Linked DNA regions of Homo sapiens: regions 2 and 3 are each linked to region 1. Evidence: read pairs that join two places in POLR2A ChIA-PET (ENCODE). Cell type or tissue: MCF 10A. All regions are shown on one strand. Region 1 overlaps MEGF9 (multiple EGF like domains 9). Region 2 overlaps MEGF9 (multiple EGF like domains 9). Region 3 overlaps CDK5RAP2 (CDK5 regulatory subunit associated protein 2).

The links. Peaks named below come from ENCODE experiments on the same cell type or tissue, not always from the same donor. Only the 100,000 strongest peaks of a DNase experiment are listed, where the experiment ranks them.
Region 2: POLR2A ChIA-PET joins it to region 1 with 26 read pairs; 10 of 35 experiments call an interaction of 5 or more read pairs at or near these places.
Region 3: POLR2A ChIA-PET joins it to region 1 with 19 read pairs; 2 of 35 experiments call an interaction of 5 or more read pairs at or near these places.

What each region holds. Positions count from the first base shown.
Region 1 is chr9:120,709,272-120,711,771 of GRCh38, reverse strand. The region is part of intron 1 of MEGF9 (multiple EGF like domains 9); the gene reads left to right. Among named protein-coding and RNA genes, the nearest start is that of MEGF9, 3.9 kb to the left of the region's middle. In MCF 10A, no CTCF peak of the experiment used is centred here; a DNase peak (open chromatin) is centred at 1,271.
Region 2 is chr9:120,651,893-120,654,392 of GRCh38, reverse strand. The region is part of intron 2 of MEGF9 (multiple EGF like domains 9); the gene reads left to right. Among named protein-coding and RNA genes, the nearest start is that of MEGF9, 61 kb to the left of the region's middle. In MCF 10A, no CTCF peak of the experiment used is centred here; no DNase peak of the experiment used is centred here.
Region 3 is chr9:120,531,597-120,534,096 of GRCh38, reverse strand. The region is part of intron 7 of CDK5RAP2 (CDK5 regulatory subunit associated protein 2); the gene reads left to right. Among named protein-coding and RNA genes, the nearest start is that of CDK5RAP2, 47 kb to the left of the region's middle. In MCF 10A, a CTCF peak has its summit at 2,208 (motif pointing right); DNase peaks (open chromatin) are centred at 1,446 and 2,216.

The DNA of each region.
Region 1 (2,500 bases):
TATAATAGAAAAAGAATGAATTAGATTCTCTGGAGTTTTAAGCATACAGTAGCATTTAAGTAGAAAGATCACTTACTTTGGTTAGTATCTGATAAATAAATCTGTGTAATTCATGTTATTTTACTTTTACTATTTTTGTGTTGTTATTTTTCAACCCCAAAGGTAACCCCTACTGGCAAAAAAATATAAACAACCAGAAGTCCACAAAGGAAAAAGGGAAAGTCACTCCTTCACTGCCTCCTAGTTTCAGTCAGTCCCTAGAGGTTACTACTGTTAGCAATTTGTCAGATCTTTTTTCAGCTGTTTTTGCTGGGCATATATGAACATACACACAGGGTATTTAAAAATAGATTTTAAAAAATCAAAATGGAATAATTCTATACATGTTTTGCAACTTGTGGTATTCACTTAACTATGTATCATGGACTTTTAAAAAAAATATCGGTATCTAGGGTCTACTTTATTCTTTTTAATAGTTGCATTTTCCAGGGTAAGAATGTATCATAATTTATTTAACCAAGCCCTTATTTATGGACACTTAGATTGCTTCTAGGCTTCACTTTAAAAAGCAGAGAGGAAGCAGCACAGAGTATTTTTGTTAAATCCATCATCTATTTACTATATTCTCTAATACTTTCACTGGAGTTGCTTAGAATCCAATTCAGTATACACTGCAGTAAAGCTGGATTGAGTAATATTTGTCATCTGAACTGTTGTTCAAGGCTTTTAATAATTTTCATGAACTAACATTATACTTACGTCTGTGATGGTCTTTGGGTGAAAAAATCTTGGAAGGATGTCCAATTTCGATAACTTTCCTGTGTTTTAAATATTAGGTAGTTTGTACTTCTCTGTGAATTCACTCTAGATTGCCAATATCTAGTTCTCAGCAGCTAAATTGACTTTACAGTGATCTGATCAAGTATGGAGCATGGGCTCCAGTCTACTTTAAACAGAAAACATATCTCTTTGGCAGAAGGAAAACTTATAATTGAATTTGAGACAACTGGTTTGGCTTGCAAAGTTGGATTCCCTGGCATTTGAGAAGATGGTTGTACAGTATTTTTTAATTTCAACGTTCCTGTAAGAACTAATGCCACTGATAATATATTATTTGATTGAATAGGTCTTATAGATGCTTTTTGAATTAATAATAATTTCTTTCATGGAGATCTAGCTGAGAGCTCTTGCCTGCCCCTCAGTTAGGGCCCTTTTTTGTTTACAAGGACACTGATCTGCAAACTGAAACTAATTGCCCAGCAAGCAGGCACTTTTTCTCCCACAAACCCAGCAAAACATTCACTGATTGGTTGGCTGGGTAGGACTTTTTTTTTTTTTTTTTTTTTTAAGACGGAGTTTCGCTCTTGTTGCCCAGGCTGGAGTGCAATGGTGCTATCTCGGCTCACCACAACCTCCACCTCCCGGGTTCAAGCGATTCTCCTCAGTCTTCCAAGTAGCTGGGATTACAGGCATGTGCCACCATGCCCAGCTAATTTTGTGTTTTTAGTAAAGACAGTGTTTCTCCATGTTGGTCAGGCTGGTCTCGGATTCCCGACCTCAGGTGATCTGTCCACCTTGGCCTCCCAAAGTACTGTAATTACAGGTGTAAGCCACCGTGCCTGGCCCTGGGTAGGACATTTTAAGCAGGGTGAAGAGAGATGCTGTGATACCAGAGGTAATAATAATCAGTAAGACACTAAGGTAATGACAAATGTTTGATTTTTTTTTTTTTTTTTTTTGAGACGGAGTTTCGCTCTTTTTGCCCAGGCTAGATTGGCTCACTGCAACCTCCACCTCCGGGTTCAAGCGATTCTCTTGCCTCAGCTTCCCAAGTAGCTGGGATTACAGGTGCGCACCACCATGCCTGGCTAATTTTTGTATTTTTAGTAGAGATGGGGTTTCACCATGTTGGCCAGGCTGGTCTCGAACTTCTGACCTCAGGTAATCTGCCCACCGCGGCCTCCCAAAGTGCTGGGATTATAGGTGTGAGCTGCCGCACGCTGGCCCAAATGTTTGATTTTAAAAATTATGGACCCTTAGGGGTAGATAGGACTTTAAATGCCACTACCTCCTAATGTGGCTCTACATTTGAAGAAATATTTCCATAGGCTTAGCTGAAATTTCTTACTTTAGTTAACTGATTGATCTGGCTCTGCCCGTTGGGGCCATGCAGAAAAAGTTGGCTGTCTCTGTGCCATGACAGCTCTTACAGGTTAGGGGACAGGGATCATGATCCCTCTCTGTCTTGGCCAAATAATTTCAGCTCCTTCAACTGATCTTTATGTGACATGGTTTCAAATTTTCTTACTGTCTTGGTTACTTCTCTTCTAGTTTTTTTTTGTTTTTTGTTTTTTTTTTTGAGATGGAGTTCCACTCTGTTGCCCAGGCTGGAATGCAGTGGCACCATCTCAGCCCACTGCAACCTCCGCCTCGTGGTTTCAGGCAATTCTGCCTCAGCCTCCTGCCTAGCTGGAATTATGGTGCATGCCACCACACCCTG
Region 2 (2,500 bases), 57 kb after region 1:
ATACGTCATTGACGGAAATGTCATCATGTTGCACCTGACTGTATTATTTTTCCCTGTTCTATATGGACTATTTTCTATGTGTGCCTACCTGATAGCTTCTGTTATCCTTAGTAGTTTTCCTTTTTTTAATGAGGTAACACATGGTTTTATATTATCCTCATAGCATCAAAGTGTGTTGATTTCTAAAATCCTTTATCATCTTCTTCTAAGTGAAATCTGGAAGGATCTTCCTTCCCCTGCAGCTCATGCAGGTAATGGTTGTTTTCTGTCTCACACTCTTACTTCTGGACCTGGAGTTGCAATAGATATCTCTCTTACTCTTCATTGCTGCTCTCAGAGTGTTCTTCCCAGCCTCCGTCCTAAAAACTCCTTTGAAGCTCATGGCAGCAGACTATGCTGTCACACCTCCTTGTTGCTGTTTCTACTCCTGGGCACCAGCCTTTATTTCTTACACTTGGCTCACTGTTATCTCTGGCACTACACTTGCCATAATTTTAGATGATTGCAGTATCTATAGATGAGCCTAACAATACTTCAGCCTCTCAGTTTCTTGACCTCTCTTCCAGTAAGTTTTCCTCCATGCTCCTTCCAGTCTTTGTTTCTTTACTTGCTGTATTTCTTGTTTGTCTTTGGCATATTAAACTTCTGAGATAAATTTATACTTCTATTGGTCACAACAGAGTCATTTTTTTAGTTTTAAAAAATATTATTAAAAAATAAAGGCCGGGCGCGGTGGCCCACGCCTGTAATCCCAGCACTTTGGGAAGCTGAGGTGGGTGGATCACCTGAGGTCAGGAGTTCAAGACCAGCCTAGCCAACATGGTGAAACCCTGTCTCTACTAAAAATACAAAAATTAGCTGGATGTGGTGGCATGCGCCTGTAATCCCAGCTGCTTGGGAGGCTGAGGTGGGAGAATTGCTTGAACCTGGGAGGTGGAAGTTGCAGTGAGCTGACATAGCACTATTACACTCCAGCCTGGGCAACAGAGTGAGACCCTGTCTCAAAAAAAAAAATAAATAAAATAAATAAAATATTATTTCAGAATGTCAGGCAATTTGTCAGAACAAGTAGTGTATCACAGAAGTAGTTTAAAAGCCTGTACTTAAAGGAAGTCTTTATAAGGAAGGCTTAGGAGCTCTAAATCCACATAGCCCTAAGCACTGAATTTCTTAGTAGGAAGTTAAATTGACATGAAACTAGAACAGAAATGGAAAGTTGCAGGACTGTGTACTTTGCAAGAAGATGTGGATGAACTCTGAGCAAACAGCTCTGTGTTCTGCTCTGCTAGAAATTATATGTGAGTGGGTTAAGGGAGAAAGGAAATTGTAGACAAGTAGTGTGATGACGTGTAGTAGAAAGGGAGCGGAATTTGAAATTGGTAGACTTGGATTCTGTTCTTGGTTCAGCCACTGGCTAACTATGTGACCTTTATTAAGCTGTTTGACCTCTCTGAACCTCATTGCTTTTATCTGTAAAATAGGATTAATATATCTAACATGAAGGATTTTTCTGATAATTAGTACAAAAATACAGTTAGATAGAAGAATAAAGATCTAGTGCTTGGTAACACAATAAGGTGACTATAGTTAACAATATATTTTGTATATTTCAAAAAGCTAGAAGAGTAGATTTGGAATGTTTCCAACACAAAGGTCATTACCCATTGTATGCTTATATAAAAACCACATGTCCCCTATAAATATATATGACTATTATATATCCATAAAAATTAAAAATTAAAAAAAGTTTAAAAGAAGAAAACTAAATTGTGCACATACGTGTGTGTGTGTGTGTGTGTGTGCCTGTGTCCACTTAGACTGGCACGTAGATTCAGCTCAATAACTCTCTACTAGTTGAATCTCTTTTTGGTTTTTTGGTTTTGTTTCTGTTTTTTTTTTTTTTTTTTTTTTTTTAAGACAAGATCTCGCTCTGTCACCCAGCCTGGAGTGCAATGTGGCTCAATCATGGCTCGCTGCAGCCTCAACCTCCTGGGCTCAATGGATCCTCCCACCTCAGCCTCCCAAGTAGCTGGGACCACAGGCATGCACCACCACGCCTGCCTATTTTTTGTAGAGACAGGGTTTTACCATGTTGCCCAGGTTGGTCTTCAACTCCTGGGCTCAAGTGATCCATCTGCCTTGGCCTCCCAAAGTTCTGGGATTGCAGGCAGGAGCCACCATGCCTGACCTGTTTTTTTTTTTTTTTTTTTTGTGTGTGTGTGTGTGTGTGTGTGTGTGTGTGTGTGTGTGCTTGTTTGTTTGTTTTAACTGAGGAATAGAATTAGTGTTATACCAAAAAGGAGGATTAAATCAACCACCCTTGAGTATGAGTAGATTTTGGGGTATTTGTTTTTTGTTGGTATGCTAGGGAAGAAGTTGTTCATTATAAACAGAAGAAATTCTCTTATTGTCTTCAATTTTTATTTAAAAACCTATTATACAGGCCAGGCGCGATGGCTCATGCCTGTAATCCCAGCACTTTGGGAGGCCGAGGTGGGTG
Region 3 (2,500 bases), 180 kb after region 1:
AGGGAATGACAAGATCAGATTTAAATTTAGAAAGGTCTTTCTGCCTGCCCTTGGGGAATGGATTGACACTGGGGCTGGGTAGAAGACTGGTTCTCAGGCTGATGCAGAAATCCAGGAAAGAGCTGATGGTGACCAAAGTGGAGGTGACAGAGCTGGGAATGGAGGAGAACAGGCTAGAAGGTAGAGTGGATGTGATGGGCTTGAAGGGCTTGGTGACTGACTGGATCTGGGGGATAAGGGGAAAAGCTACAGTGACACACCCTTGCCCAGGCATTTTTTTTTTTTTTTTTTTTTTTTTTAGATGGAGTCTTAACTCTGTCCTCCAGGCTAGAGTGCAGTGGCGTGATCTTGGCTTACTGCAACCTCAGCTTCCCAGGTTCAGGTGATTCTCTTACCTCAGCCTCCTGAGCAGCTGGGATTACAGTTGCCCGCCACCAAAAAAGCCTGGCTAATTTTTGTATTTTTAGTGGAGACAGCGTTTCACCATGTTGGCCAGGCTGGTCTTGAACACCTGACCTCAGGTGATTTGCCGGCCTCTCAAAGTGCTGGGATTACAGACATGAGCCACTGTGCCTGGCCCTTGCCCAGGTTTTGAACATGAGCAGCTGTGGGGTGGTGCAATTTATTGAATTTTGTTGGGGGAAAAGGAAAAAGAGGAAATGTTTTTGGGTGGAGGGAGAGGGAAGATGATACCTTCAGTTGGCACATGTTGGGTTTGAGGGCCTGTGAGCTTCAGTGAGTAGAGTCTAGGATGTGGTTGGGTGTATGAATTAAAGCTTGAATTAGAGGAAGTATAGATTCATTCCTTAACCAACTACTGAGTGTGGCCTTGGGAATGCGTGCTGGGAATGCAGGGCTGAACGTTGTCCTGCTTCTATGGTGCTCTCAGTGTGGGAGGGGATAGATGTTAAAAAAAATATATGTCGTGATTGATGCCGTGATAGAGGTGAGCCCAGGGTTCCGTGCTGTGACAAAAGCAAGGTGTGATCAGCTCTGCCTGGGCGTGGAATGGGGAGGGCTTGTCAGACAAGGAGTCCTGCGAGTTGGGTGAGGACGCTTTGCCTAGCAGAGAGAACAGCACGTAAAGGTACAGAGCCTGGCACATTTTAAGGTGATCCTAGAGGAGAGTGGTCCTGTTAGCATGTGCCACAGAAGCTTAATTGCTCATCTTTTTTTGGAAGGGGGACTTTGGGAAGGGTTAACGTGTATCAAGTACTTACTGTGTTCTAGGTGGTAGAGTCTCCATGGATGTCGGATCAGAGCTTTGCTAAAGGCGGCATCTTCCTGGGATTTCCCATAGGTCTGACTGGAGAGGCACCAAAACCCAACATGTCAGTCCTATGAATGCAGCTGTCTCTCAGGGATAGCTGTGTCCCAGGCGCACTCCCAGAGATCAGTGCAGCAGTCAGATGCCAGCTCTGGATTTTTGCTCAGGGTGTGGCCCTCTTTGTGGTGAAACCTTCCTGGGTGTGTAGGATCAGCGTGTTCCCTCCCTGAAGGCAGGCCTGCCTAGGAAGCTAAGTCAAGGTCAGATGGTTAGCAGAAAACTGGAGCCAGAGTCCTTGGTTTTGCCCTGGTGAGACGGATCCAGATCTGCGACACAGATTGACTCACTGTTGGGCAGGGCAAGGTATTGAATCTTTAGGGCCCAGGGACCCCTCACGTGGATGGACTCTGCCAATATCTTTCTGGGCTCCCACCACCCTTTTTAAAGGTGCATGCTTTAGCTACTTTATTGTCTTCAATCTGGCCTTTGAGCTGCTCTGTGTCTTTAAGGCAGTTAATACTGGGAAGTCCTGCAGATCAAATATGCCAACAGATATGATCTGTTTGGCTTACAGTATTTTTTAAAGTGTGAATTAGTTGCCAGTATGTAAAAAATTGAATTTCATGCAGAAGTCTGGATTTCCACCTTCTGTTTAAAACCTAGGAGATTGGCAGCCCTGGGTATCATCTTGCTGGATTGAGGCTACCCCTCCCCTTAGATGGGCTTGGTGCTCCAGCTTGGCCACAGGAGTCCCCACCAGGCCTGCCTACTTTTTCTTTTCTCTATGTAGAACTTGCTTTAAGGTAACTAAAAAAAAAAAAAAATTCAGTTTTATTGGTGTATAAATTACATACAACACAGTGCTTCAATTTTAAGTGTATATAGTTCGGTGACTACCTCTCCCATTGATTATGTGACGATTTCAAAGTTGAGCCCCTAGAGGGCAATCTTACACCTCTTTCCAGGTTTTCTGGGGCATTGCACTGGTGCTGCCTGGCACCTTGTCTCCTAGTGCATTGCTAGGTGCTTTAGTTACCTTTGTCTCCCTCTTTACCTTCATCCCAGGAAGCTGTGCTTCACTAGGGCAGCTCTGTCTGACTGCAAAATCTTTCTTCTTTCTCCCAAACTAAGTTGCTTTCTTGGTTTAGCTGCAGAAAGGCTATTCTGAGGGTCTTCTGACAAAATGCTAATTGTTACATGTTAAAAAAAAAAAGTAATAATTATAACAACTGT